Linked DNA regions of Homo sapiens: region 2 is linked to region 1. Evidence: chromatin loops called from intact Hi-C (ENCODE). Cell type or tissue: IMR-90. All regions are shown on one strand. Each heading gives the region's core, and the rest is flanking DNA. Links, peaks and the distances in the headings are about the cores only. Region 1 overlaps IRAG1 (inositol 1,4,5-triphosphate receptor associated 1). Region 2 overlaps RNF141 (ring finger protein 141).

Region 1 (15,931 bases), core at 2,770-10,769:
CTTGCACATTTCCCTTTTCCTTCCTTTCTACCTTCCTTCCTCTTTTGTCTATAGTATTTTTGTATAGTTGCCATGCCATCTGTTTTCCTTTTATTTTTTTCTGATTTGTATATTTCTACCTTGATTCCCTTTCCCTAGATATATTGTATTGTAGGTTAGTTTTTGTTGACTCCTTCCTACCTTAGCTGGGATCTCTTAGCCTTCCCTTTAGTGCTTTAGTTGAGGATTGTATATTTTGTGTTTGTTTTGTTACTGCTTAGGTGGTGGGGAAAAGGGGAAGTTAAGATAGAGCTGTTTGTAGAATTGGTTTCTTCTCTTTTTCCGTAACTCTGTTCATAGTCCAAAACGTGAGTTTGTTATACCAAATCGGGGGCATATCTTATTCCTTTGGAGGTGGTTAGTAGTGGGTTTCAGATTGTTTCACCAATTTAGGTTGGAATTGTAGAGACAAGCTGTCCGTAGGTTTATTTTCCAGACTTGACCCAATGCTTCCCAACGGCTACTCCTCTGCTAAGAAAGGAAGGAAAAAACGGCAAATCCAAGGAGTTTAGCCACTGTTTTTCAGGAGTCGGGGGAGAACATGGTGGTTGGGGCTTTCCATGTGTCTCCTGCCATTCACTCCTTCAGAGGGACGTGTTTTATTTACTTTACCGTTAGTCTTCCTTCCTTGTAAATCCCTTCATATCATTCAAGAAAATCCACTCTGTGTTCTGTGCGATCATTCTGCCTTTCCTCTCTTCTTCTCATCAGTAAGAAAAGCAAAATGGCAGGCAGCCCAGGCAGTTTTTTCTCTCTTCGAAATGCTGGTAAGATGGAATGGAGAACCTTCTATTCTAGGGAAACTTTCTGAATCTCCTCTGACAACTGCCTACTTGCCCCCTCCATCCCTTTCCCTCTCTATTCTGTGGTATTGAACTCTTTGTAAGAATTTTTTCTCTCCCATCTTCCTTTCAGTACTGATTCTTTGGAGAAGAAGAAAGGGTTATCATGGGTGGAAGCTCTACATTTATTCCTAGTAATTTTTATTCTTTCTCTAGTCACTATTTTTAAAGACTATTGCCTTTTCTTGTATCTTAGAGTTTCTTGTGTATTTTTTATTTGTTCTGAAATTTTTTGTTGTTAATTTGGTTGAATTCAGGAGGAAGGTGGTTGGTTCCTAGAATCCACCAATTCTGGCATTACTCTTCAAGCACCATTTTGGGAAACTTTTCTAGGCAAAAACCCTGATATGCATTTCACTTGATTATTAGACCTCATATGTTTCGATCATCCTATAGATATCTCAGGAGCTTGCTACTCAGTTGACTCTCTGTTGAGTGTGGTAGGGATACATACATAAAGGTAGAATGATGCCAGGGGTGACACAAGGTTTACCACAGAAACCTTGTCAGAGAGCTATAAATACCAGGACAGAACCAGAGAGGTAACAGGTAGCTAAGAGAACTTCTAGTTGAATCTCATATCCAAAGAAGAATTGCTGACTGACCCATCTCTGACAGATGATCCTCCAGCTTACTTGGCTACCTTGAGTACCAAGGAATCCATGCCTACCATTCTCTTACTGGCAAGCTCAAAGTATTTAAACATATTTTACCTTGAGCCAAACTAGATAGCCTCTTGTCTCTTCATGGTCTCCTTTGGTGAGACTTCTTTCTATTCACATGATTCCCAGTCTTAACTCTTCAGGTGGCTACAACTATGCCTATAGTCCTGGTCTCTAGCCTAGCCTAGGATCCTGGAAAATGATTGAGCAGATTGGAAAGCTACCAGGTTAAAATCCAGGAGAAAGAGTAAAACATGGATAAATATGAAGTTCTACATGCAAATGGAAAGTAACCATTATACAGGATGAGGATAACTGATTTGGGTCAACTAAAGAGGTTGAGAGTTTTGCTTAATGCTAAGTGTACTGTAAGCCCGTAGTCAGGCACACAAAATCTATGCTGCATGAATAACAAACATCAATGCCAGGGACATTTACCAAAGTCTTCCTGTGCTAAGATCTTGTTAGAGAACATCTGGGCCTCTGTAACAGCAACAAACCAGAATGTGTGCAGGAATGGGATGGTATCTAGAGACCATGGGCCACAGTGGAGCACAGTGAGCTTGTTGGAAAAATGGAGCTAGAGTCTGGAGAAGAGAAGCTTTAGAGAGGCACAGGAGCTGTTTTCAAACAGGAGAAAGATTTATGGAAAAGAGAATACTTGGTTTGTTCATTCTGTCTTCAAAGCACAGACCCAAGATAGTTTTAGAAGTTTAAAAAACAAAAAGCTGTTCATTGTCTCTGTTGACTAGGAGGCATTTATGTTTCTGAGATCTGTAAAAGATCTAGCAACCTTAGGTTTACTCTGGAAAATCTCTTATCTATGGGGTATGGAATCAGATGTTAATTTCTAAGTAGGATACATAATATAGAACATTTTAATTTATCCGAGGAGGAATAATTGAACAACAGGTCTCCTGAGAAGCCTGCCAAGGAGCAGGTTTTTTTCCCAAACATTATAGCCAAAGAGCCAACCAGCTTCCAATTGCCAGCTTAATACTGTGGGAAGCAAAGGGAAGAACATAACATTTGAAGCAGGTAGACCTTGAGGTCTGGCCATGTCATTTGCTAGTTCTGTAATCTTGAGCAAGTGACTTAACCTTGCTGAGCCTTGGCTTATCTACATGTGAAATGGGATGACTAAGTTCTAGCTCATTGTGAGAATAATGTAAGATAACAATTAAAAAGCCCTTAACATAGAACTAGATACTTATAAATGTCAAAGCTCCTGAAGCTAGCTGCCAACAGTACTACTGTGATTTCAAAGAGACATTTTATAAGTAAGCACTTTTTTTTCAGGGCTTCCTTCTGAACTCTCCCCAGCTATTGAGGAAGAAGAGTCAAAGAGTGGCTTAGATGTCATGCCTAATATTTCTGATGTGCTGCTGCGCAAACTGCGGGTCCACAGGAGTCTCCCTGGAAGGTAAAATCAGGATGTGGGTTACAGAAGGCCCTGTACCGAGTGGCCCCTGTGTTGGATTCTAGGTGGGACACAGAGGAACACCAGTCTTAATTCTTGAACCCAGAAGGGCCAAAGTCCAATTGTCTAGATAGGGATAATGCATTCGAAACAAAAAGAATAATGAAAGGCCAGGCTGGGTGTTTTCAACTCAAAGGCCAGGTGGGGTTCTTAGGTGAGCACAGTTCATGAAGGCATAAGGGTCACCAGAAGCTCATGGCAGCAGAGAATGGGCTTTGAGCCAGGAGACATGGGTTTCAATCCCAGATACACCATTTACCCATGACTAGTTAAGTTTTCAAATATTTTTTTGTAGAGATAGGGTCTTGCTATGTTGCCCAAGATAATCTTGAACTCCTGGCCTCAAGTGATCCTTCTACCTCGGCCTCCCAAAGCACAAATAACATTTAAGTAACCAAATGAATGATTTGAAAGAGTAAAGTTGGTAGAAAGACCATAAAATAGGGCACATCTAGAGAATGACATGAGAGTGGGGCATTGGGTAGGAGGTCAAGGAAAGGCCTCTGTGATAAAGTAATAATTTGAGATGTGCAAATAACAAATGACAAAAAGCCACTCATGCAAGGGTTTTGGTAAGATTTACAGAGGAAAAAAATTGTAATTTTAACAAACGGTGCTGGGACAACTGGATAGCCACATACAAAAGAGTGAAGTTGGACCCCTACCTCACACAAAACACACAAATTAACTCATAATGGATCATAGACCTAAATGTCAGAGAGAACACTATAAGACTCTTCAAAGAAAAAATATAAGTAAATCTTCATGTCTTTGGGTTTTTTAGATATGGCACCAAAAACACAAGAGACAAGATTTTAAAAATAAATAGTACTTCCTCAAAATAAAAACTTCTGTGCTGCAAACAGTGTCAAGAAAGTGAAAGGCAACCCACAGAATGAAATATTTGCAAATCACTTATCTGAAAAGGAACTTGTTTCTAGAGCATATAAAGAAGGCTTACACTCAATAAAAAGATAAATAACCAATTTTTCAAAATGGGGAAAGGATTTAAATAGACATTTCTTCAGAGAAGATATACAAATAGTCACTTAAAAAAGATGCTGTGTCCTTTTAGAGGCTCACAGCTCTGCCCCCGGGTACCTATGCCCATTTGTAAGGCACAGTTATCTGCATCAGACACCAGACATACCATGTGGCTTCTCTGCCTAAATCATACTTCTCTGAGTCCTCAGAGTTTCCCCCCAGACCCCCACTTTTTTTTTAAGGTGGGTATGTTCTAACTGGGTGTGGTGGCTCATACACCTGTAATCCTAGCACTTTGTAGGCTCAAGGCAAGAGGATCACTTGAGGCCAAGAGTTTAAGACCAGCCTGGACAACAGAGTGAAACTCTGTTTCTACAAAAAATAAAAATAAAAAATTAGCCAGGTATAGTGGCATGCACCCATAGTCCCAGCTACTCTGGTGGCTGAGGCAGGAGGATTGCTTGAACCCAGGAGTTCAAGGCTGTAGTAAGCCACCTCTGCAGTGATCCTGCCACTGCACTCCAGCCTGGGCAGCAGAGCGAGACCCTGTCCCCAAAAATAAATAAATAAAATAAAAATAAGGTGGGTGTGTTCTACAGCAAAAAAGCAGAATGTGAGTCATTGAAATAGAAAAATGTTTGGTTTATAATTTATGAAAATATGTGCATTTCACATAATATCCCAACAAACCCAGGAGTCAGAAACAAACTTGGCAAGTTTTGCCAAATCATTTAAATCATATGTGTATGCTGTAGATGACAGTTAAGGCAAGGGCCTGATGGGTGGGGTTGTGACAAGGACTGTAAGTGTCAAACATCCCTGCAGCTGTTTGTCCCGTGTTCTGGACTCCGCTGACTTCATGGCCATGGGGTCTTCTCATCCTGACAGGAAGGCACTCATATCATTCCCTAGGGGTGAGAACCAGCCCCCTGCAGAGATGGCTGACCCCTACCTTTGCTCTTGGGGTCCCTTCACACCCGTTCAAGAGAGGAAGCTGTGTTTCCTGAGAAGCTTATTGATGGCATGCTCTGTTGCCAAGTTCTGTGACGCTGGTAGGACCCCTCCCAGGCCTCCCCGCCCCAGCACAGGAAAGGGCCTGTGCATTATTTACATTGTGTGGACTTCAGATGGGGCCAGCTTTAGTTACCAGCAAGAGCAGCAGCCACAGCAGCATCGAGTGGACATGCAGATGCAGGGACTGCCTATAGCTGGAGAGCCCTGGCTGTGGGAACGCCACAGACGAGGAGCTGCTCAAAAGGATGCCTCTGTGTCGGCTGGGGCTTTCTTGCCACTCTGTGATTCTAGCCATCAGAAGTTCTTGCTGTGGAGAAGAACCCTGGTCACTCTCTCCTACCATTTATTCTCTGGCCCGCATGCACCTTTGTCACAGCCCTCAGAGACAGAGGAGGGTGAGGCTTTGCAGACCTGGGTGGATATCCCCAGAACAATTATAATGGCAACTTAGATGTGTATGAGTTATAAAGTCCTTATCACATGCATTTTCTTATTTCTCACAGCAAGGCTATGAGTTCAAGGTCACATTTCCCGAGAGCCCACTGAGTGTGGATGCCATATATTTATGCATACAAACACATACACATACATACATGAGTACATATAGTGCTTATAATACCTCTGCAAGGTAGGTGATATGATTCCCATTTTGCAGATGAGCACGCTGGGGCTTAGAGAGATTAAATAACTTGTCCAAAGTCACAGAGATAGTCATGGTGCCGTAAGAGTCAGTATCTCACAGGTGACAGAGCACAGGCAAGGGGACATTGCATCTTTTCCTTCTCACCAACACAGCTTACTCCACCCCTGGAAACACATGGTCTGCTGGTCATTCAGAGTCACCTTTGGGTCTATTGACTAGGTTGCACACAGTTCAATTGTGTGTTTTCTTTTTCACAGTGCCCCTCCACTCACTGAAAAGGAAGTTGAGGTAAGTGACTCAAGTGTGTTATGAAATTTAGTGCCCGTGCTTGACTGGGCTTATTCAAAACATTTCTTCCTCCAGACTCTAGCTCTGACATTTTTAGACAAAAATGAGAAAGAGTGACTGTGGGGTAATGTGAACATTCATGACCAGCCCTCTTGAACCATGAGATCCCCATTCCCACGTCCGTTCATGGAAGATTTTGACAAATTTGGGCAAAAGGGAGAAGGTAGTTGGAAATTTTACATTCCTGTAAGGATTGTTTATATTCTTTAAATGTACGACTTAGATACACAAAACCAGCTGGGAGGCTGCAGAATTGAATCAAATTTATTTCAAAATTACTGAAAAATGGTCAGATTTCAAGTTCTAAGCTTTAGTTTAGTGGGAAAGGGGGCTGGCCTCCTCAGGGTTTCAGCTACAAGAATGCCAGCTCAGCGGAGCCGGGAAGCTGTGCTGTCAGCAATCCAGCCTTCCGGTTTCCTCACTGGGGCCTCCTTGTCCCAGCGGGGTTGTGAGTGAGCTGAGGGGAATCTGCATTTCATTCTGTAGCGGACAAAGAGAACTTATCAGAGGTGAGACAATGAGAACTGCTGATGTGGACCAGATAAGCAGAGGAAGACAGACAGTATGAAGTATCTACCACAGGTAGTATCTATAACTTGCACACAGGCATTGCACTTGCAGTCTATAACACACGCATAGCCATCCTTTCAGCTGATCCTAACCAGCAGCTCTGAAAAGCAGGTGGAGCAGGAATCAGCACAAAGGAGAAAACTGAGTGAGTAAATAACCACACCAAGTTTCTAGATACTGTAGTTGGCAAAACCAAGACCTAGATCCAAGTGTTCTCACTGAATTCAGAACTCATTGTGTCACACTGCTGTTAAGGGGATAATCAAGGTATAGAAAATTAAGCATTGAGCATTATTCATAGACTTGACCAAGGCCGGGTAAGGCAGAAAATTTCTATCACTGGGCTATGAGCTCTAAGCCTACCCACTGACATTTGTGAAGATGGGCCATGGGCGGTTTGTTTAATGTCCAAATGCTGACCGCAGATGTATATGGACACAGCTCTCGGCATGGTGGAAATAAAACAGGCTTTCAAATCAGACAGTCTGAGGTTAAATCCTGGCTCCGTTACTCCGTGTCACCTTGAACAAGTTAATGACCGTTCTGGTCTTGGCCTCTTTACCCATAAACAGGTATAACAGTTCCCACCCCAGAGGGTTATTGTGAGATTACATGAATTTGTAGAATGAAAAGCAGTGCTGGCATATAGTAGATGCTCAATAAGGAGTAGTTTTCAATATTGCCTTCATCATCATCATTGGGTCAATTCTGTACCTTCAATTCTTCTGGAGATGACTGCCTTCCATGGGCCATGTTACATGAACTTCAGAAGCCCCTGTGGTTACTAACCCTGCAGGGTATAAATCTGCTACCACTCAGGGCAGATGATGGCTGTAAAATTGAAGACCATTGCTTCCTTCCTGAGTGAGGTCCATCTGTCTATTTCTTCTCCCTAGTAGTTTCCTACTGTTCTGGGAATTCCATGTATGACCAATATTATCTTTTCAAAGTCTGTTCATGCAGGCTGCAATTTTAGCATGAAACATTTATTTATTCCAGAAAGCTTAACCGAACAGAATCATACCTGGCCTTATTTAATCTCCTGGCAGCTACTTAAAGCTTCTATCAATACAGGATTTGGAATACTCGGGCTAGATGCTGATTGAAGTTTGCTTTACGTCAACAATGCTTAAATCTCACATGGAGTTTCTTTCAATACAGTATTTTCCTGCAAAATCTCCAAAACCCCTCATGCAATAAATCCCAGCATAAATCCAGATGCTTACACAATTAGCTGTACTGGCCTGAGTTTATCTAAACCCAGATACAGGATGTTATTTTCTTAAAATTCAGGAAAAAGCAAAGTGTTATTCTCTTCTTATTTTTTGGTAGAATACATTTGGACCTCCGGTTCTGGGAAGGGCCTAGCGTGGACCTTGGTCCCTGCTTTACCATCTTTTTTGTGGTTTCCTGTGAAGTGAGCGTTTCCCTTGCACATGGCTGCTTTGGTGCTTTGGCGGCTGTTCCAGGGGCCGTTGCAAAACGCTCGTGCAAGGAGCACAGCTGCAGCCTTGTCCTCTGCAGTAACTCCTCCCAGCACCTCTCTCACACCCTTGTTCCCAACAGAACGTGTTTGTGCAACTGTCCTTGGCCTTTAGAAATGACAGCTACACTCTGGAATCTAGAATTAACCAGGCTGAAAGGGAACGCAACCTGACAGAGGAGAACACTGAGAAAGAACTGGAAAACTTCAAAGCTTCCATTACGGTAATTGTGGAGCCTGATGTGAGGAATCCCTGGAGCAGAGACTGTCCCCAAGGGCCATACAGGGTGTCATGCTTCTCTCAGGTACCAAGTATAGTCTCCTGAAGTGAAAAATTGAGCCAAGACTCTGACAGTGTTCCTCAGAGAGTTGGGGGGAACTGAGGCAGAGATCCCAAAGGCCTGGTTCCCTCAGGGCTGTGGACAGGTCCTCCAAAGCCTTGGGAGCTTCTCAGAAGGGGGCAGGGTGGCCTGGGTGTGACTCCTACTTTCAGGCGCCAGGGATAGCGTGTTCACATTGGGCTTCTCCAAGCACCAGAAGAAACTGTGGCCCAGGCCCTGCAGAGGCCACTTCTCTCAGCCTGGATGGGGCCCAGAGCTGCTTTCATGAGAGCTGAGTCTAGGCTTGGTGTGTGTCTTAGTCAGTTTGAATTGCTGTAACAAAGGGCCTTAGACTGGGTGGCTTAAATGGCAAACATTTATTTCTCATAGTTCTGGAGGCTGGAAGGCCAAGATCAGGGCACCAGCATGGTCGGGTTCTGGTGAGGGCCATCTCTGGCTTGCAGACTACCACCTTTCCATTATATCTTACATGGTGGAAAGAGAACAGAACTCTCTGGGGTCCCTTTTATAAGAGCACTAATTCCATTCGTGGGGCTCCACTCTCCTCACCTAATCACCTCGCCCAGGCCCCACTTCACTATCACATTGAGGAGTTAGGATATGTCCCCCCAAAAGTCAGCAGATGACTTTGTGGGGGGCACAGACATTTAGCCCAGTGGTCCGCATCCCCTGGGCCAGGCCGCAAACCGGTACCAAACCATGGCCTGTTAGGAACCAGGCTGCACAGTAGGAGGTGAGCTGCCTGAGAGCATGACCTCCTGAGCTCCGCCGCCTGTCAGATCAGCAGCAGCATTCGATTCCCATAGGGTCACGAACCCTATTGTAAACTGTGCATGCGAAGGATCTAGGTTGTACCCTCCTTATAAGAATCTAATGATCAGAGGTGGAAGAGTTTCATCCCCAAACCATCGCCCCCACCAGGTTTGTGGAAAAATTGTCTTCCAAACCAGTCCCTGAGGCCGAAAAGGTTGGGGACTGCTGATTTAGTCCATAACATTATTTGAGGACCCCAGGTGATGCTCCTACTCCTGTTCAGTCCTCAGCTTCACTCTGGCACCACTGTGAGCACCGGGAAACCTACCAGAAGTTGCTGGAGGACATCGCTGTCCTGCACCGCCTGGCTGCCCGCCTCTCCAGCCGAGCTGAGGTGGTAGGCGCCGTCCGCCAGGTGAGTCTCTCCAGCCCCCGGTCTTGCCAACTCTGTTCCACCTACGTAAAGTAGAGCAATCACCCAAGCAGCGGCAACTACAGATACCACTTAGAGGTGGCTTCCTCTGGGCCAGGCATCCTATGCACATCATTGCAGTATTATTCAGAGTATTTTTGGCAGATCACTGAACCCTCAAGGTGCTTTGTGGAAAAAGGTTTCTGTGGACGCACAAGTTTGGGGACTACTGCATACTATCTTTCTTTCTTGGAAATTTCTAACACATTGGCCTAATCAAGGCTTTGGTAACTCCTGTGGTGGAGAAGGCTGGTTCACTTTACCTACATAGTTCCCAAACGTATTTAACTGAAGAATTCCCCCCACAGCTCTCCATTTTATTTTTCTCAAAAAATACCTGTTCAACTCCCATGGAGCTAGTATTTGACAAAACATACTTTAGGAAAACCTGCTTTGTCTCATTAAATCCACCCAGCAACCCTATAAATATCCTGTCTCCCAGATGAAGATGCAGAGTCTCAGAAAGTAAAAGCGTTAGTGGCGGAGCGGGGCACAGGCCCAGGTCTGGCTCTCTCTTGGCCACTTTGAAGTCCTGAAGCATACAGAGCCCCGCCCCGGCCCCCCATGTTGTAGCAGGAGCACATTGCCCGAGTTCTAATCCTGGCTCCAACCTTCATTCGCTGTGTGACCTTGGGCCCCTTACTGAGGTTTCTCTGCTTCAGTCTTTTCAAGTATAAAATGAGGATGGTCACAGTATCTGCCATAGAGGGTTGCTGCCGTACTTGTAAAGCATTTGGATGTTGTTATTATGTTGCTATGACATGAATCTATGTCCTGCTGCTCTGGTTACATGAGAGGAGGTTCCTGGGGTGGTGCAGCCCTGAGCAGTTCCTATTAAATAAAAGAAAGACCTGTCGCTGGGCCATCCCACCCTGTGTCCTTCAGGACAAGGACATCTGACTCAGCAGTGGTGCCCAGGAAGTCACTCCAGCTGGGAGCAGCAACACGGGAGGACTCTAGGGAAGTAGCTGGTCTCAGCCACGCATGACTGTGGGACCTGTTCCTGCGAAGCCACTGGGTGTGTCCCTCTGTGGCCAGGCAGGGCCTGAGCTAGATCCTCTGAGGGATCTAACTGGGGTATGAGCAGAGAGAAATTGTTCTCATTGTGTGCAGGCTTCCCAAACTTGTGCCTCAGCCCACCTGTCACTCACGCCATCTGCTCCCTTCTCCAAATGGCTCCCTCGTCTTGGCTGCTATGTCTCAGTCTTTGCCTTCCTCTCTGGCTCCACTGGGCCAGGTCAGGCTTCATCCTGTTTTTACCTGCTGCCCTCACTGCCACCAGTCTCACTCCCTTGAGTCCCATCTCTACCTATGACCTGATTATATTACTCTCTTACTTTAAGGGAGATATTCAATGGCTTCCCTTTTCCTTCAGAATAAGTTCAAATTCCTTTGTCTAGCATTCGAGGTCCTTCACAACCCAGACTTACAAATAGACCCAACTGCTTGCTGATCCCTACATAGGTAGGAGGACCTGCAGTGTCTGGGCTTTCTGGACAGCCCTGGTTTATTATGTCGATTGTCCCAGCATAATTTGTCGTCGTGCCTTTCTTCACTCTCCAGAGGACTCTTATTCAGAGGATAAAACCTCATCTACATATAAGCCCTGTGCTTCCCTGCCTCTAGACTCCTCTTGGAGTTCCCTGGCCTGAACGCTGTGTCCCTCCTGCCCTTGTCTATGGGCCCAGATGCTGCTCACATCCTACATCCACTGCATTCCCTCTCCATGAAGCCTCCCCTGACCCGTTCTCTGCAAGCAGAAACAACTCTCCTCTGCCTGTCATCTCCTGCAGTGTGGTGGCTGTGCTTTTCTCATTCTCCCTAAGCGCAGGTGCTGAGTCCACCTCTCAGCTCACATGGCAGACAGCAAACTCTTCAGAGGGCAGAGTCTTGTCCCTGTATCCTTTTGATTCTCCTAGCCCAGACCCTAGGTCAGAGCAAATAAGTGCCAACGGAGCCTTTCCTCCAATGGCCTCATGCACTCATGCGCTCCTTCCCCGCAGGAAAAGCGCATGTCGAAAGCAACGGAAGTGATGATGCAGTATGTGGAGAATCTAAAGAGGACGTATGAGAAGGACCATGCGGAGCTCATGGAGTTTAAAAAGCTTGCAAATCAGAATTCAAGCCGCAGCTGTGGCCCCTCTGGTAAGGACCTAGGCTCCTGCCCCATCTTGGCCCTACAAGGTGGACTTCCAAGAGCTCTTGGCTAGGATTAGAGCTGTCAGAACAGCCCCAGGACTTATTTCCAGTTGAGCAGCACTCCTGTCTAGTGCTGCCCACAGGGGCCTCCCAGCAGCTGCTTCAGTGGGCCTGGCAGGGCAGTCTGGAACCAGGAAACATGAGCCTTTCCAAAGTGACTTCCTAACTCCCAAAGCAATAAATCACAGTGGCTGACCATGGATACAAAGCCCATGGGCTACAAGAGCTCTTGGACTTACAGGGTCTGAGAGTGACCCTAGACCCTGTCAGTCCGTGTGCTTTGGGATCCCCTTTTAGGCAGCACATGCTAAGGAATTTGGGCTTTATTCTGGAAAGCATTAGGGATCCAGCCAATGATTTTAATCAAGAAAATGACTTGATCATATATGTAGTTTAAGAAGATTCCCTTTAACTGTGGTGTGGCAGTTACATTACTGGGACAAAGCAGGGATAGAAAACCCCATGAAGATGTTCTTGCAACAGTCCAGGTGAGGGGTGAAACCTGGGCAGTTAGGGTGGAGTGAGAGTCTGGCTGAAGGAGATGTTACGGAGAAAAACAGCAGACTCATGGGTAAGACAGAAGTTTCAAAGAAATACTCTTGTTTAGAAGTTCTATACGAATTGCTATAGGAGCACGGGGGAGGGCCCACCTGATTCTGCTTGAAGGGAGACAAAGAAGCCTTCAAAGAGGGATGGTATCTTGTTGGTGTTTTAAAGTAAAAATAGGAGTTCTCCAGTCAATAGAGGAAGACACATCCCAAGTGGAGAAACCAGCATGGACAAAGGTGTGGAGGTTGGGGGTGAAAACAAGATGAAACAAACAGTTTGTCATAGTGGCAGTGTCAGGGTGTGGAAGTGAGACTTGGTTGACCAGGGCCACACGCCAGGCCATGCTAGCAATTTGAGCCTCTAGGCAACGGGGAGTCATTGGTAAGTTTATACCACATGAGGTAATCAGCCTTTATTTTTAGATTATTCTGACTTCAGTGGACAATATATTGGAGGTGTGCAAAAGCTGAGGTAAAGAGAGACACAGTAGGAGGCTCTTTCTCAGTCCAGCAGGAAGAGGTTGGTGCCTTGGACCAGATCTCTCCATGGGCACTGTCAGGGTTTGAACTCTGGCTGATGAGGGTGGCTAGCAGGAGAAAACAGACCTTTTAGCAACAGGAATCCCTGTGGAATGCAAACATCCGTGTTACCAAGAGCTGCAGAAGGGAAAGTACAGAAAGTATAACAGATGGAGAAACCTTTATAAACAGGAGGTTTCACAAGTTTCCTGGAGAATATCAGTGACATGTCCCAGAGTCCAAAGGCAGCATGCACACATGCTCCAGACTGTCAGCTTTGGATCTGTCAGCAAGGCTCCTGACCCACATGCACCTAGGCCTCTAACCATTTTCCGTCAGTGTTGGAAGCTGAGGAAGTTGCCGCCAAAGGAATCCTAATGCGTGGACTCCTGCATTTATTGCTGCACAAGGCCTCCTGCAAACCACCTTACCTAAGATTTATAGGATGAGCAGTTACCCATGAGTCTCATTCGTTCATTCTACAGACATTTATTGAGTACCTTTGGTTTGCCCTATATAATACTGGAATATAGAGGTAAAGGGCACACAGTCACAGACCCAAAGGAGCTCCCAACCTTTGGGAAGTCAAGGCAGTGTAGCCAGTGCTATGACAGAAGAAAGCAGACTTCCGAGGAGAATACACCACAGAGTCCCACATTCACTCTAGGAGGATGAGAAAACGCTTACCGTAGGAAAGGTCAACGATAGCTGTACGTGTTTTTCTGATATTTGTTTCCACTCCAGTTGTTCTTCCAAGCTATACCTCAGCTTGGGCTAGGCAGAGTGGCCGTAACCACTCAGCAGGTGTTTCCATAAGATACTCTATGACTGTTCCCTAATAGTGTTTGTGTCTTAAGCCTTTATACAACCTCTGCAATCTTTGTCTATGCCTGGGGTTTTGAAGACTGCAGTAAATAAAATATCCCTGATTTCAAGGAAGGTGATATACATTTTTTAAAAATAACATGTTTCTTTCTGAATATGAAATTTACCAATTATCTGCATTTTAGATTATTTCCTTAGTGTAGATTTCTAGAAGTATGAATACTAGCTCAGGGGAAATAAATTTTTTAAGGCTCTTAAAGCAAATTATTTTCAAATAACCCATTTATGTTTTCACTGAATGGGTTACAATACTCAATTCACCGTGCCATTGACACAATTCTTGTTCTTTCTTTTTGTAAATATCCATGACTTTGATAGGCCACAATTGTGTCTTGTCTTATTGTTTTAATTGTATTTCTTGGCCTTTCCAAATGTTTATGGAACATTTGTATTTCTGCTTTTAAAAATTCTGTATTTATGACCTTTGCCACTTGTAAGCTTGGTAGTTTACTAATTTATATGAACTCTTCACATGTAAAGAATATTTTCTGGTTCTGCTATTTTGGCTGACTGGAAAACTTGAAAATCTTTTGACCACAAGCACTTAGAAATTGCTGCTGGACAAAATAAAGCAAACCTTTGTCTAAATAGCTGAATCCACAAGAAAATAAATTGAAATACCCAGATACAAGAAAAGAAAAGAGAACTGAAACCAAGCTGACCCTGCAGCTTCCTTAGGGACAAGTGTCAGCCTTGGTTATCTGGGAGCTGAGCTTTTGCACTTGCCTGTGGTCTGAGACAAGGCCTGGAACACCTATGGTAGAGAGTTGACACAGATTCCCACAGAAAGTTAAGGGCGTCCAAGGACTATATCCTCAGATGGAATTTGGATAAGGAAAAATAATAATCACCAACCAGCAGAGAAACAAGGAAATTTGTTTCACCCTGGACTGTAGTAGGAAAAAACACTTTCTCCTTCCTCATAGGGAAAGTACGTGCTCACAAAGTGACAGCAGTGATGATGCAATATGCAGAGGATTTGAAAAGAACAGCAAGATGGTGCTTCTAAGATATGTTAGAAATAAGCAGAAAAGTACTCTGGAGAGACAGACCCTGCATCTGGACACACAGGATTCCTCTAATAAAGCCTCACTGAAGATGACTTCACAACTTAAAATTATAAAATACACAAGAAAACAATTCATCATGAACAAAAGTCATCAGTTACACAAAACAATAGGATTATATCCTAAGAACCTCGGAAAATAAAATGATCTGACAATTTTTTTAAGATAAGCTTAAAATTGTTACAGGTAGCTGGGTACAGTGGCTCACGTCTGTAATCCTAACACTTTGGGAGGCCAAGGTGAAAGGATCGCTTGAGGCCAGGAGGTTGAGACCAGCCTGGGCAACAAAGTGAGACCAGCCTGGGCAACAAAGTGAGACCCTATCTCCACAAAAAATAAAAATAAAAAGCAATTAGTCAGATGTGGTGGTGGGCACCTGTAGTTCTAGCTTATCAGGAGGCTAAGGTGGGAGGATCGCTTGAGCCCAGGAAGTCAAGGCTTCAGTGAGCTGTGATCATGCCACTGCACTTCATTCTGGATGACAGAGTGAGACCGTCTCTAACTTAAACAAAAATTATTGGAGACATAAAATAATGGATCAAAAACAGAGTAAAAGAATACAGTTATCAAAGAAGAATAAAATAGAACTCCTCAAAATGAGGAATAAAGTCACAGAAATCAAAAACTCAAGAGTTTAGATGTGGTAGTTACTATATTTGAGGCTATTCTTCATTATTCCAGATCTCCTTCTTCTGGGCACATTTACCCATCCCCTTGAAGTCACAAGGCAAGGCCATGGGATTTGCTTTGGTGAATGAAATATGAGTAGAAGGACATGTCACATCTGAACCTAGGCCTCTAAGAACTAGAATGCAGTTTGCCCTGTTTCTTCCTCCTAACATGATAACCATCATTGCTCCAGAATAGTAGAAGGCCAGTATTAGGCTGAGTCCAGAGTGAGGAAACAGAGAACCAAGCTTGCTGCAGACTTGGAAGTAAATGAGCATGTAGCATAAGCAAATCACATCTTCCTTGTTATCAGCCACTAATACTTTGGAGTTGCTTATTATTACTATGCTATTAAACTAGTATAACCTAGCTTATCCTGATTGATTATAACATTTAAATCAAATTGGGCACAG
Region 2 (15,931 bases), core at 2,588-10,587, 77 kb after region 1:
TTTTTTTTTGGCCTGGATCTTCCTCAACAACTTCCTTTCATTTATCTCTATAATGTGATATTTATTATTACCAAGTAGGCTCAGATTCAAAACTGTTGTTTTTTGTTTTTTTTTTAAATTACAATTGTCCTTTTCCTATTTTAGGTAACTAAAGGAATTAACTTCAAATACAGTACATTAAATTTTAATACCTAAAGGAAATTTTACATATTTTGGGGTTACTAACTTCATAAAGTTATATATATTTTAAATTTATAGCTTTATTTTTTGATTAATGATAAAGCAATCTTCCTACCAAAACTTTTTCTATAAGAGTATTACTGTTTCACCTGCTTTATGTGATATGGTTGTTAATTTGGATGAAATAAAATGATAGTCTTTGATGGATAAATAAAATAGAATTTCTTGGGGGGGCATCTGATTTTGGGGGCATTTAAAAACTTGATAATTAGATATATATTTTGGGGGTACCTAAAAGAGTTAATGAACAAAAGAGCTATCTTTTTCCAGGCAGAAAATGTGAGGTGGTTAAAATATCTAACATTTTAATTTTCTTAGGTTTTTCAAGCCACAAGTCTTTTTATATATTTTTAAAAATTAAAACTAAGGTACACATCTATAAATAAAGTAATTCAACAAAAAATTATTTAGCTGATGTAAATATATTGTGAGCCAGTATGTCATAGTGGATAAGAATGTAAGTACTAGAATCTGAAAAACAAATTCAGAGTTCACTTTCACCACTTACAGCTGTGTAACTTTAGATAAATCACCTAGCTCAGTTTCCCTGTCTATGGGAAATAGGTAGGGGTGTAATATTGTCTACCTCTTAGGATTGTTGTAAGAAGTAATTGACATAATATACGGAAAACAGTTTGGAGCCTGACATGTGGTAAGCAGTCAGGAAATGTTCTTAGGAAAATTATAGAAGGTAGACAAACTTCCTCTTAAATACAATTACTTGAATGCGTGTGTGTGTGTGTGTGTGTGTGTGTACACATGCACATGTGCTTTAGTGGTTTTTGACTTGGTAAAATTATAAGAATTAGAGGTTCATCACCCTCCCAATAATATATAAGTGAATCCTGTTTTCTCATTTAGCTATGTGAATCTGAAAACAGAGTCATTTAAATTCTACCTTAGACTCATGTAGGTCTACTCAACTCTCACTTAAAGGTATCCCTAGTTTTTCTTTATGTTTTTGAAGAATGAGTATATTGCCGTTTTTGTATAATATGTAAAAGTAACTTTTCTGTATATTTGACAGAAACTATGTGAAGCAACACTCTGGATTTTGAAAGACATCTTTTCATCATGGGACAGCAAATTTCGGATCAGACACAGTTGGTTATTAACAAGTTACCAGAAAAAGTAGCAAAACATGTTACGTTGGTTCGAGAGAGTGGCTCCTTAACTTATGAAGAATTTCTTGGGAGAGTAGCTGAGCTTAATGATGTGTAAGGCTTGCTCTTTTTGTTTTTCGTTTTTCCCCTTGTTGTATGTATGCCCCATATGTCATGGCTGTGTAAGATATAACCAGAGGTGTTGATTGGTAAGACTTAATGTTTTCAGTTAGCATTAACAAATACTTATTGAGTATCTATTATAAGTTGACTTTCTATGTAGCTTTTTAAAAGTATGTAATGGGGACAGAAGATATGGAAAGAACTTAAAATGGAACTTGGAACACAGCACAGGCATATTGAAGCAATTCTAGGATACAGTAGTACATCCCAGCATCTCAATTTTATACCAATAGACTCTTGTTTGAAAGCACTAAAGGGGTGCATAACAAAATGGAATATGAGAATTAGCCACTCTAGAGAAAGACTCCTAGGATAGTCAAAGGTAACACTGAGAAGGTTTCTGTACATGAAGCAATTCATTCATGTGTGTGTGTATATAGACACACACATGCATATATATATATACTTTTTTTTACTGTGTCATCATTTTGCTAGAGGAATACATATGTAGTAATAGCTTATTTTCATCACTGAGAAATAATATATTTCATTTATTCATATTTTCTAATTAATTAACACCTTTAAATTTCTACTTAACTCTTTGACTAAATTTCTAAAATGAAATATAAATTTCTCTGCCTTCTTAAAGAGTACACCTAATACAACTTAGTCTTCTATTTGTTAATTTATTTATCAATTTTGGTATTGATCTATGTAGAAGCTATGAAAATATATAGGGCTCTTTGTTCCTGAATGCCCCCAGACCACTGTGCTTTTAAAATATGACTTTTTTGCTATTTATTTTCTCCCTTGGTGACAATTGGGCAGATGTCATATCTTTCTTTTAAATCTGCCTCTAGCAACATCCACATCTACCTTTATTTATGTATATCTTCTAACCCCTGGGAGTATAATTAGAACCTGTGGAGTCACCTCTTAAATGAGATCTTAAAGGTTCTCTGTTTAGTCTCTTCAACTTAGCTAACATTCACTAAGCACATAGTATGTGCAAGGCCCTCTGCTAAGGATTGGACCTTTTAACTGAGGGCCAAGTTGATTACGCAGGTATTAATGGCATGTCCACCTCTCTGAATCTCAGTTTTCCTGTTATCCCATATTACCTCTCCTTAAACCCTAAAAAGGCTGAATGAAATCGACTAGCAGTTCAGGACCACTTAGTATATAAACTTACAGTACTGTAGTCACTATTAATAGTTTAAGGTAAGATATATGAACCCACTCCGTAGGCATTACAACCATGGTGTTAGGTGATAAGAGACATGCTTAGCAATCTGTAACATATTAGATAAGCTTGATATACTGTCTTTATGTGAAGACATACTGTCTTTATTGGGAAGAATAAAGACTGTCTTAAAAGTTATCTTAGAAGATGGTTTCTTTTAAGAAGATTGGATTTCATTCATTAAAACAAAACAATATAAAACAAAAAGCTGTATATAGTTGTGGGGTGTGTGTGTGTGTGTGTGTGTGTGTGTGTGTGTGTGTGTGTAGAAAATGAACTAAACTATTCCCAGTGCTTGTCTCTCGGTTGGGAGATGGTGGGAAAAGGGGGCAGAGAGGGAGATTTTACATTTTACTGTGTGTATTTATGTATTTTTATGATAAAAATATAGTCATTGGTTTTAAAAACTCTAGCATTTTACTTATTTTTAAAAATTATCCAAAGGGTAGTGTGCAAAGCATTAATTCTGGGATTATATTCTTAAAGAATTTTAAAAATAGGATTCTGAATTTAGTAACATAAGAGTGGAATGCTTTGTTATGTTTATATTTTCAACTCTTATGAGCAGTAATCAATGACATTTACCATTCCTTTAGAGTCTTGGAATTTATATTCATAAACCCTGTCTATTGTATGAAGTTTTGCCCTTTAGCATAAAGATACAGGTATTAGATAAAATGTACCCTATAAAACCATCCACAAACTAAGCTTACTGTGTGATACAGAGGTCTTCCTTTTATTTATTTAGCACAGGATATTTCTGACTGGATTTGATTCTTAAAACCAATTTCCATGGGTCAGAATTGGCATTTCAGACGTGCAGTGATCTCCGAGAACTGTAGAATTAAACCTATACAGGACGAAGCTTGGCAGCTAGAAAACAGAGCTGGAAACTGGCACGGCTGAATTATTTTCACCGAAGACTTTGTTTCCTAAGGCTAGTTGCTTAACTTTCGATGGCCTCATTTTATTTAGCTGTTAGTTGAGTGTGATATCCCCACTGGTGCTCAGAGAGAGTTGTTAGTAATGATAAAAGGGAACTGCAATACTTAAGCATGTCTTCGAACTGATTTAAATTAATGTTGATAGCATGATATTGAATTATCTTCTAGAAGTGATACATTTTTATGTTTAAATCCTTTAGCTCTCTAAATTAAAATTACTCTGCTAGGGGAGGACAGTAGAGCTATATATAAAGTGTCTCAAATCATTTGTTTTACTTGATGTAGCCCCAAATTATCTGAACAAAAATTTTCAAGAGGTTTGTTAGTATCATTGTTTGAACAAGGACTGAACCAAGAGCAAGATGTTTTTCATGCTTTATATACGTCTGAGGCAACAGTCAAAAAATTTTGATAAATGACACTAGCTAACCTTTTTTTTTTTTTTGAGACTGAGTCTCACTCTGTCGCCCAGGCTGGAGTGCAATGGCGTGATCTTGGCTCACTACAACCTTCACCTCCCGTGTTCAAGCAATGCTCCTGCCTCAGCCTCCTGAGTAGCTGGGATTACAGGTGTACGCCACCACGCCCGGCTAATTTTTGTATTTTTAGTAGAGACGGGGTTTCACCATGTTGGTCAGGCTGGACTCGAACTCCTGACCTCGTGATCTGCCTGCCTTGGCCTCCCAAAGTGCTGGGATTACAGGTGTGAGCCACTGCCCTGGCCAACCTTTTTTTTAAGTCCCTGATTTCTAAGACTTGTTTTTCCTAAATGTCTTTGTTAGAAATTTAAAGACCATTGAGATATAGGTGTGACAAAGAGAGATTTATAAATATCATGCCACCAAGCTGTTGACTTTAAAAACCTTAGAAATTAAGTTGCATGTTTATGTTCAAAATATTCTCTATCCCTGTTTTAAGAATCCAGTTATTATAATCATTATTATTTGTCTTTTTGTGTTTCTTCATATTTCCTTCTCTGAAATTGTTTCTTGAATCTAGTTTCATGGCTGTATTATTTTATTAATATATGATTTTTCATAAAATTAACATGTTCTTGTCTCTTTTCAGAACGGCTAAAGTGGCTTCTGGCCAGGAAAAACATCTTCTCTTTGAGGTACAACCTGGGTCTGATTCCTCTGCTTTTTGGAAAGTGGTTGTACGGGTGGTCTGTACCAAGGTGAGACTGATGGAGACTTCTACCTCTGAGCTTAAGCTATTTTGGTGGCTAGAACTATATTTAATACTGTAAGATAATATAATGCATATACATTTTAATAACTCGGTGGTTTTGTAAAACATAGTTTTGTTACTGTTATTGCCTTCTAACTAGCTGTTTGAATCTTACAGTTGTCTAATTGCTATACAGCAGGGGTTTTTATAATCAAATTCTTTTTTGCCTCAATATCTCTAACCATTACATCATACTAATCTTCTATCTCTGTTTTTGGGTTTTTAGCTGGCTGTGGAATGCTAAGGTGACATCCTATTTAGCTCTAAGATGATACCTTAAAAATTAATGTTATCTTGAGATCATTTCTTTTAAGAATACATTCATTCATTAAAAAGAAAAAAGATCCATTGAAAGAGTTTTTTTGTTTTTTAGTAATTTTTAGTTATGGGATAGATTTTTTGCCAGCTGTCATTGAGTATTAGAAAGCCTCAACCACCACTGAGTAGATTCAGATAGAAAGTTCTTAACTTTTTGAGGCTACAAACCTTTTGATTAAATGAAGGCATGAATTTTATTAGGCCACCTCCTATCCCCACCCCGGCTCTAAAACAAAGAACAAAATCATCCATATGCATATAAACCATAAATTGGGCATTCATGAGCGCTCTGAAGTTCATTCCCGACTGACCCATAAAGATTCCCTGGGTTAGGAGATTTTTCCTTTGAGTCACGGACCCTGGAGGTTACCCAAATAATATGCCTTATTTCCTCAGTAGATTGTCAGTTTTACCCATACTGTGTTTTGCTTCCAGTTTATTCAGATAAACATTTGAGCACAAGTGTGAGAGGCATTAGGAATATATGATAAATAAGACAGATTTCATGCTCTCAAGCAGACTGATCTCTCTCTTCTGATCCAGATTATCACAGATTTTGTATTAATCTCTATACTTCTAGACTCTTCTCCAAATTCTAATTTATGCTGCTGTGAGATTAACCTTTCTAAAGCACAACTCGCATCAGATTACTGCCTTGCTTAAAATTCCTCAGTAATTCCTTCTTGCCTACCAAATAGTCCCAACTCCTACAATATGACTCCAAACTATCTTTTCTGCATTAGTCACAATGACCTTCTTTTGCTCTGCATTCTTATCAGGCTTAACTAACTTAAGACTGTATCATTGTTACTTTTCTTTTCCAGTTCAGTGCTTCTGCTTATTGTGTTTTCTCAACTAGGATGTCCATTCCTTCCATTAGGAAGTCACGGAAAATTCCTGTTAAACCAGTTTAAACAAAAACAATACTTATTTTCTCACTTATCAAGAAATCCTAACTCTATAGACTAACTGCAGGATTGGTTAAATTAAAGACCCAGCAGATGTCACTTCTGAACTCACTGGTCAGTATTGGGTCATATCCCCTTCATACACCTACACTGACAGAGGGAATATGATTAGCATGATTGGTTTAGATTAGACTAACCAGGATTGACTCCTGCATCATTTCAGGGAATGGTGGACACAAAAACAAAATAAGGTTCTGCTGGCAATGAAAAGAAGGAATGGTATTTGGATAATCAGCCAGTAGTTTCTGCCACACCTTTTATTTCTGCATCTCTAAACCTGATGTCTCTTTAAAGGTCCACCTCAAATACCATCTCATCCATTAAGTCTTCCTGAATAGGAGTTCTCTTGTCTCTTCCAGATTCCAACAGCACATTATTTATACTTTATAATACTGCATTACGAAAAAAGTTGTTTAGGTTCTTAGCTCCCCTTTAGAGAGTAAGCTCCTGAGGGCAGGAACTATGTCTAGATTCATTATTGTATCTCTTACAGGCTGTAATACGGTGCTTTACACATAGTAGGAACTCAGTATATATTAAGTGAACAAAAAAAATCTGTTGAAATAATACTCTCTTTTTAAATGACTGGGATAGGTTGAAGCTTTCCTTGTTTATTGACACAGTATATTATCTAAATTACACTTAATGTTCATTTTTATTTCATAAAGTACTCAGCTCACATTGAAGAGGCCAATATAAATTGTAGAAAGCTAAGGGAATACGAATATATCAGGCTTTTCATCCCTTCGTTTTTTGTTGCTCTTTGACAAATACAGACTTAAGGTTTAATTTTATTAGTAGTCAAATTCCTTTTTGCCTCAATATGTCTAACATCTGTATGTGATTAAACATCTTCCTTAAAATAAGATTCTAAGTAGAGAAACAAAAGTACTAAAGGCACAGGCAATTAGATATTTTTTCATGTGATTTTTCTTGATTTTAGAGCTACTCTAAAGAAATTTTTTTATTTGCATTCCTTAGGTTCTTTCTGAAAGAATCTGAGAGGTCAGTGTTTATGTTAGAAAGAGGTCAAGTCCACCATGAAAAACTGATAGGAGATTGAGAGTTTCACATTTCTTAATGTTAAACAACTTTAAAAAAATTGTACTTTAACCCTCTGTATTTACATTAAGTCTTTTTCTTGACTCTCTGCCATCTGCTATGATTATCCTTAAATAATATTTAATCCACTATAAAAAATGATCTAAATTATGTTTAAATGGAATATTTTATGGAAATAATATTAGAAAAATAAGAGATTAATTAAAAACTAGGTACTAAGGTGGCTGTTAAGAACTACATGAATTATATTATTTCATCCTTCTTTTTTCTTAGACCAACTTCTTAGAGTCATTCTTGGCTTTTCTTTGTCTCTCACACCTGACAATCTGTAAGTGAGTCCTGTCACATCAAAATGTATTCAGAATCTGGCTAGCTCTCACCATCTACGCTACTACCACCCTATTCCTAGTGACCATCCTCTATCACCAGGATTATTCCAGTAGCCTCCTAACTGATCTCCCTGCTTCTCTTGCCCTGCTTCTGTCTATTCTCAGCACAACAAGCAGTCTATTCCAAGCACAACAACCAGCCTATTCCACATCACAATTTGAAATGTAAATTAGATCATATTACTCCTTGGCTCAAAACCCCCCCCCGTGACTTCTCATGCACTTGGAATCAAAGCTACAGTTATTACTGAAATCAGCAAAGTCCTATATATTCTATTCCCACCTCACCGTCTATCTACCACTCCTTCCTCTGTCCGTCTGTCACTCTGTTCCAAACACTCTGGGCTTCTTGTGAGACTCTCTGTGCTCCTTGCCAGGTACACCTCTATTAAACAGCCTTTGTATTTCCTGTTGTCTCAGCCTGGAATGATCTTCCCCCTAGACATCTATATGACTCATTTCTGCACCTTTCAGTTCTTAAATGTCAACTTCTCTGTAAGGCCTTCCCTGTAACCCCTCAGCGTTCCTTCTCCCCTGTTTCATCTTCTCCATTACACTTATTTTCATCTAACCTAATCTGTATCTGTATTTTATTTGCCTGTCTCTCCTACCTATCATGTAACTTGCTTGAGGGCAGGGATTTTGTTTTATACACACTGTGGCTAGTGCCTAGAGCAGTGCACATAGTACCAATAACATCCACATAATGGTACTCAATAAATACTTGTTTCAGGAATCCTATGATGAGAATAGTTACAGTGTGATACACTTTGCTATTTCTGTACTGACCTTATATGGATTATTCCATAATTTCTTCTGTACTATGCAGTTCCAAAGGACTACCCGTTTCCTCAGCTCTGAAGATCTATTTTGTAAGCCTGTTAAATTCCTGTTACTTTTTAATTCTGTTTATTCTCTACCTCATGTACAGTCTTTTAGTACAAAGAACCTTGTATATTTGCATCTCCAGATAGATTTTACCTTCCCAAAATTTAATCAACTTTCTGATTATTAGAGATGGTTCTAAAATTTCTTAGTATGGTATATGACTCATTCTTTTTTTTTTTTTTTGAGACGTAGTCTTGCTCTGTCGCCCAGGCTGGAGTGCAGTGGCGCCATCTCGGCTCACTGCAACCTCCGCCTCCTGGTTCAAGTGATTCTCCTGCCTCAGCTTCCCAAGTAGCTGGGACTATAGGCGTGTGCCACCATGCTCAGCTAATTTTTTGTACTTTTAGTAGAGATGGGGTTTCACCGTGTTAGCCAGGATGGTCTCAATCTCCTGACCTCATGATCTGCCCACCTCGGCCTCCCAAAGTGCTGGGATTACAAGCATGAGCCACCGTGCCTGGCCGCATGACTCATTCTTGAGTCTCAGTATTTTTTTCCCTGCCTTTTCAAATAGTAAGCAATTAATAAACGTGTTACAACTATTATTTTCATTTACAATATTCAAATGTATAATAATATTTTAAAATATGTAATCTACCTCATTTTCTGATACCCCTAGTTCCATCAATACATTCCAGAACCTAAAGTCACAATTTTATGGCCCTGTGTCTTTGTCTCTCTCCCTATATTCTTCATTTCTTTCTAAATATTTTCTGATTTTGCTTGTTCTTACTCTGATATGCACTTAATAGATTTCATGGCTTACTTCTTCCCCAGTCTTCCATCCTATGTCTTGTGCTGAAAGGAAGTCTTTCATGTCTCTAATCTTTCTCTGATTTCAAGTTCTTCATCCAAGAACATTATACCTTCACCTTACTGGCCTCGGTCATTTCATTATGCCTCACTCCATGGCTCCCCAAAGCTTGTGAAAGCAATCTCCTCTGCTTGCCCCAAGTATCTTCTACATTAGATTGTAAACTGGATGGGGGAGAGGTACAACCTGTAAAGGTACAACCTTTGGGCCACTGGTTTCACCTCATATTAAACGAGTTTTTTGATAAAGCTCAAAATGGCCTTCTGGGAAAAGTCCAACCACCTTTTGTTAGGATTTATTTTAAAGTAATTTTCTTGCTTTAGTTTAGAAGTTTTGGTACAAAATAGAACTTAAAGATATTTAAGAAAGTACTTGTTTGAGTTGTAGAATCTCATGCGGTTGTTGGAGTCAAATGAATCCTGTGGTTAAGAAATTCTTTAAGAAATTAAAGTGAAAGAATTGTTAATACTGATCTCTAAAATTTATTTCTTAACTCTGAGAAAGTCACCTTACCCATCAACAGCATAATGCCTAATTAATCTTACAGGGTGATTTTGTGTGTTAAATGAGGTAAATTTGTATAAGAAGTTTGAACCCCACAAGTGTAGGGGACATGGTATTACTCATTTATTCAGACTCTTGCTTTCTTATGTAATTTGCAAATCCTGAAAACTCCTATTTCCTAGGATGTTTGACTAAATATTTGTTCCCCCTTTTTGGGAAAAATTGGTCAGAGAAATGATCAACTTTTCTTTTTCATGTTCTTTGTATTTTTAGATTAACAAAAGCAGTGGCATTGTGGAGGCATCACGGATCATGAATTTATACCAGTTTATTCAACTTTATAAAGATATCACAAGTCAAGCAGCAGGAGTATTGGCACAGAGCTCCACCTCTGAAGAACCTGATGAAAACTCATCCTCTGTAACATCTTGTCAGGCTAGTCTTTGGATGGGAAGGTATATAATGCATAAGTATTGTATTTCACTTATTTTCTAATATGAAAACAACTGAAATCTATTAATATTTTTGCTGTTGCTCATTGTAGCATCTTAAATCTTTTTTTTTTCTCAGTTGGTATTGTATCTGAGATCAGTTTTGGGGTTATTCTGTGCTTCGGATGTTGTTACAGTGCTAAATTAAAGTGGCTTGGCAGGGCCACTTTAATATTAATGTTTCTGTCACACTGGTCTCCAGGAATCCGCTCTATATGCATGCATTTATTGACAAAGGAGATAGTTAACACCTTCCTTATAATAGGTATTTAGGTTCTTAGACAGTCAAAGCTTTTTAGGGAATTAGGTCAAAGAATTTGGCAAAATCATCCCACTTTTTTTAAAAAATGTCTAATTGAAGCATTAAAATTTTATATATTGGCTTCAGGACTTGGCAGTCCATTCAGGAAGGAACCGAATGCATATACTTAGTTACCAGAAGGAAATGAAGTCAGCCAGAGTTTTCTCTGATGATGTTTGTTTACCCAGGCCTAATACATTATTGTTCTATCTAAACTTTCTTTTCCTTCTCTGTTATGCTTTTGGCACATGAAAGTTCCCACTTCTTGACATTTGACAATCATGATCATAATTTAAATTTGTAAATATCTCATTGGAAAAAGATTTACATGGGTCCAAACATGTTGACATCCTGTCTTACTGTCATACTGGGTAGATAGCAGAAATCTATATTCACCGTGTCCTTTACCTTAAAGTTAAGAATGTACTTAACAGTGATTTTTTTTTTTTTAATTGAGGCGGAGTCTTGCTCTGTCGCCCAGGCGCGATCTCGGCTCACTGCAAGCTCTGCCTCCCGGGTTCACGCCATTCTCCTGCCTCAGCCTCCCAAGTAGCTGGGACTACAGGCGCCCGCCACCACGCCCGGCTAATTTTTTGTATTTTTAGTAGAGACGGGGTTTCACCGTGTTAGCCAGGACGGTCTCCATTTCCCAACCTCATGATCCTGCCCTCCTCGGCCTCCCAGAGTGCTGGGATTACAGGCATGAGCCACCATGCCCGGCCAGTGGTTTCTTTTTTTTTACTGCTCTATTTACAGTTGCATTTTCTGGTTCATTCTTAACCAACTGGTTTTCAAGCACTATGTTACAGTTAAACTGTATTTTCCATTTATTATTTCCCAATTATCTTTAATAGAATTACTTGGTTTTCTAGGTTTGGTCTATACAAGTGTTACTGATAGGCCAAGTGACTTTTAGAACATGGTAGGCAGTGTTTAGGCTTGTCTTTCCTGTATTCTGTAATCTTTCAAAGATGGATCTGATTTTTCTGCTTTTCTTCTCTCCAGAATAGTGGTTGTTGTTTTGTTTAATTGTTTTAAAAGCTGAGGATGGTGTTTGCCAATGTATTTAAGCTGTATGGTAGCACATGAAAAGAAAGTATTGTTTTTTTCTTGTTACAGTCTTCTTAATGAAGAAGGTAAAGGTGTTATCCCTTTTCATGTGCCCTCAAAACTGGAAATTCAGTTCCTGATTAGCTTGTTAGGGGTGCTTCTTGTTTTTGTGTGTTTTTTCAGTTTATAATAATACCCTTATACACTAGTTCACAGAAAGAGACTTTCTAAATTGAAGGAGGTCTTAAGGGATATTTATGTAGTTGAACTTTACATCTGATGCATAATTCCATTGATGTTTTACATTTATTGATTACTTACAGGGTATAGAATTGTGATGAGTGTTGTACATGTATAAACTCATTAAATTCTCACAACCCCATATGGGAGTACAATTATCGGCCCATTTCAGCCAAAGAATCTGAGATTTAGCTAAGTAAGTGTCATGATTAGAAATTGTTCTAGCCAAGACTCACATTCAGGCCTGTCTGGCAGTACAGCTGTGCTCTAACCTATTACTTTATGGTGCATAAAGATCTTGCACACAGAGCTTCTGAAAATTTATTACTCAGTGGTTTTGAGGAGGAGCCTGAGAGTCTGTCAAGCTCCCAGGTGGGGCCAATGCTGCTGATCCTCAGATAACACTTTGAATAGCAAGACTCTGCTTACCCACATTTTGCCAAGTCCGACTTGCAAGTACAAGTAACACCTGCAGTTATGTGAGACTCACTGCCTGAAAAAAGCAAGCCTTTTCATACTCAGATGGCTCTAATCACTATGAAGTTTTTCCTATTGCTTCATTTTCCTCAGAGTAGCCAAAATCTTTCTTGAGGCAGCACGGCACAGACTCTAGCAGCAAGTTGCCTGTGTTCAAATCCTGGCTCCACTCCTGTGTGATTTTTTTGACAAATCAAACTGTTTCCTCAGTTTCCTCATCTTCTAACAGAGGTTGATAACTGTAGTATATGCTTTATAGGATTTTTGAGAGAATTAAAAGACATAAGATGCTCAGAACAGTGCTTGACACATAATAATTTGTCTATAAGAGTTAACTGTCATTATTATTGTTACTATATTCTATTTATTGTTTTCAATGGCTGTGCCCTCTGGAATTCCTCCAAACAAATCTGTTCTCTTTTCCAGCCTTTCAAATATTTGAAAACAGTCATCAAATTCTCACTGAACCTTCTGTTCTCAAGGATAAACACCCCCAGTTCCTTTGGCCTTTGTTTATGTGGGTCTCGTCTACATACTGGAGGCTTTCCCAGATGGTCTTTTCTCTGTCAGTATGTGTGCCTTTCAGAGTATGAGGCATAGAACCAAATATTCCAATCTACAGGTGATCTAACAGGAACAAACAGCACAAGACTCTCCTTCCTTCTGGTCACTGTGCTGCTAAGAAGGTAGCAAAAAGTTAAGAGAACTTTGTACTGGTTCCACTGGCTATTTCTGTATCTCCCATTCTTTTATCTCTCTCCACAATGCTCTTCTTTGTAGTCCTCTGCTTCTCACTTTTAAAGTCCAGCCTTCAGAATATTCTTTCACTCTGTACAGATTCAGTTATATTCTCTGCTACTGAGAAACTCAGATACATTAGACCCATATCCATCTAGGTTTTTATTCAGTTTTCCCATTCCAATTCAGTGACTTCCCTCTTTTCCCTGTTACTAACGTATAACACTTAATCTATTACCACATAAAAGATTTGTCTTTTATAATGCTTCTTAGACCTAATTATCTCTCAGATGAATTGCTGAAATAAGATCCTAACCAGTTTTCCTCTTTCTAGACTGTCCCTCATACTGCACTCCCAATTTATCTTCCTGAAGTACCATATCAGTTGGAGTTCACTTCCCCTTGATTATACACTGATTGTAGTTTGCTTGTCAGGACACGTTCAAACTTAATATTTTGACATTTAAGGATGAGATTATCTCCACTTTATCTAATCAATCTTTTTCCTCAGTTTTCCATACCCAAGTATCATGCCAGCTTCCTGGTTACATATACACAGACATAAACACACATGATTTTGCTTTTTACCTCTACAACTTTGTTTATGCACCTAGAATGTCTTCTATTAAAATCCTATTGTTTTTCTATCTCATCATTTCAACAAGTTTGAGATATATTCATCTCTTCCTTCTTTACTTAGCACTTACTATATTTAATATACATTTGACATTTATTTTTACATTCAAATCAAAATTTTAAGTACTATCTAAATATCTTACATACAGTGCTATAAGCACAACAGGGAATGGAAAACATATTAGTGATAGCTCCTATCCTTAAGAAGTTTATAGTCTAGTGGCTGTACTTTGGAACAGTCAGTTTTTATATTATTACAAAAGTAATACATGTCTGATGAAGAAAACCTTAAAAATTACAAAAAAGCACAAAGGTTAAAAGAAATTAAAATCACTTCAAGAAGCATTTATTGAGAATCTAAGACAAACACCCTATATTCAAAGAGCTTACAGTTTATGGAAAGGCCAGCCAATCAATATGCAATATTTAAGTCTTTTCATTGAGGCAAGTGTTGATTTTGAGAGCAGAGAGATGATGATGTTTTGAGCTGAGTTACCAAGGTTGGAGCTTACTAAACTCACAAGGGCAGTTTCAGGAAAGGAAAATACCATCTGCAAAGGTATATGGCTCATTCAGGGGCTCTCTGAATTGTGGCTGGAGCAAAAGGTTTGAAATCTTTTTTCTTCCCAAGAAGATGAAAGAGCTCCTGGAGGACAGAAACTGCTTTTTATTCCCTTTGTATCTCTCACAGCACCTGATACTTAAGACTAAACTATTCTTTCACTCATATGCCCATTATCAATGTCAGCATTGTAAGGCCCTGATGGCAGGATCCATATTTTAGGGAGCTTTGTGTTACACATAGTGAATAAATTATATGGTCATGTATCACCTAACAATGTTTTGGTTAATCACAGACTGCATATGTGATGGTGGTCTCAAGATTATAATGGAGCTAAAAAATTCCTATTGCCTGTGGACGTCGTAGCCATCCTAATATTGTGATGCAATGCATTACTCAAATGTTCTTGGTGATGCTGGTGTAAACAAACCTACTGTGCTGCTCATAGTATAAAAGTATAGCACTTACAATTATGTACAGTAATACTTGATAATTATGTTACTGGTTTATGCATTTATTATACTATACTATACTTTTTAATCATTTTAGAGTATACTCCTTCTACTTATTAAAAAAAGTTAGCTGTAAAACAGCCTCAGGCAGGCCCTTCAGCAGGTATTCCAGAAGGCATTGTTATCAAAGGAGATGACAGCTCCGTGCATGTTACTGCCCCTGAAGACCTTCCAGTGGGACAAGAGGTGGAGGCGGAAGACAGTGATGGTGGTGATCCTGACGCTGTTTAGGCCTAGGCTAATGTGTGTGTTATGTCTTAGTTTTTAAGAAAAAAGTTTAGAAAGTAAAAAAGTAAATAAATCTTAAAAATAGAAAAAAGCTTATAAAATATTTCTGTACAGCTGTATAATGTGTGTTTTAAGGTAAGTGTTGTTACAAAAAGAGTCAAAAAGTTAAAAGTAAAAAGTTTATAAAGTTAAAAATCTATAGTAAAGATTAATTTATCATTGAAGAAATATATTTTTTATAAATTTCGTATAGCCTAAATGTACAGTGTTCATAAAGTCTGTACACTACTGTACAAGTGCTATACAGTAATGTCCTAGGCCAAGCTTGTTCAACTCACGGCCCACGGGCTGCATGCAGCCCAGGATTGCTTTAATGTGGCCCAACACAAATTCATAAACCTTCTTAAAACATGAGATTTTTTTGCAATTTTTTTAGCTCATCAGATATTGTTAGTGTTAGTGTTAGTATATATGTGGCCCAAGAAAGACAGTTCTTCCAGTGTGGCCCAGGGAAGCCAAAAGATTGTACACTCCTGTCCTAGGCCTTCATATCCACTCACCACTACTCACTCACTGACTCACCTAGAGCAACTTCCAGGCCCGCATGCTCCATTTATGGTAAGTGCCCTATACAGGTGTACCATTTTTAATCTTGTATACCGTATTTACACAGTACCTTCTCTGTGTTCAGATACATTTAGATACACAGATACCTACCATTGTGTTACAGTAGCCTACAGTGTTCCATACAGTAACATGCTATATATGTTTGTAGCCTAGAAGCAATAGACTATGCCATATAGCCTAGGTATGTAGTAGTAGGCTAAACCATCTAGGTTTGTATAAGTACACTATGATATTTACACAGCA

The links. Peaks named below come from ENCODE experiments on the same cell type or tissue, not always from the same donor. Only the 100,000 strongest peaks of a DNase experiment are listed, where the experiment ranks them.
Region 2: it touches region 1 in a loop (4-fold over the local background); 2 of 110 quality-filtered maps call a loop at or near these places.

Annotation. Positions count from the first base shown.
Region 1 is chr11:10,596,763-10,612,693 of GRCh38, reverse strand. IRAG1 (inositol 1,4,5-triphosphate receptor associated 1) reads left to right here. Exons shown (of 21, transcript NM_130385.4): 11 at 2,843-2,966; 12 at 5,922-5,952; 13 at 8,149-8,289; 14 at 9,443-9,574; 15 at 11,635-11,776. IRAG1-AS1 (IRAG1 antisense RNA 1) reads right to left here. Exons shown (of 4, transcript NR_046375.1): 4 at 12,762-13,003. Among named protein-coding and RNA genes, the nearest start is that of LYVE1, 36 kb to the right of the region's middle. RefSeq lists enhancers at 6,258-6,552, 6,278-6,572. In IMR-90, for the core only: no CTCF peak of the experiment used is centred there; DNase peaks (open chromatin) are centred at 6,033 and 6,393; H3K27ac peaks cover 4,983 bases.
Region 2 is chr11:10,519,542-10,535,472 of GRCh38, reverse strand. RNF141 (ring finger protein 141) reads left to right here. Exons shown (of 6, transcript NM_016422.4): 2 at 1,268-1,457; 3 at 4,722-4,830; 4 at 10,100-10,281. The coding sequence starts at 1,315. Among named protein-coding and RNA genes, the nearest start is that of RNF141, 14 kb to the left of the region's middle. RefSeq lists an enhancer at 8,119-8,178. In IMR-90, for the core only: no CTCF peak of the experiment used is centred there; DNase peaks (open chromatin) are centred at 5,952, 7,192 and 7,792; H3K27ac peaks cover 3,728 bases.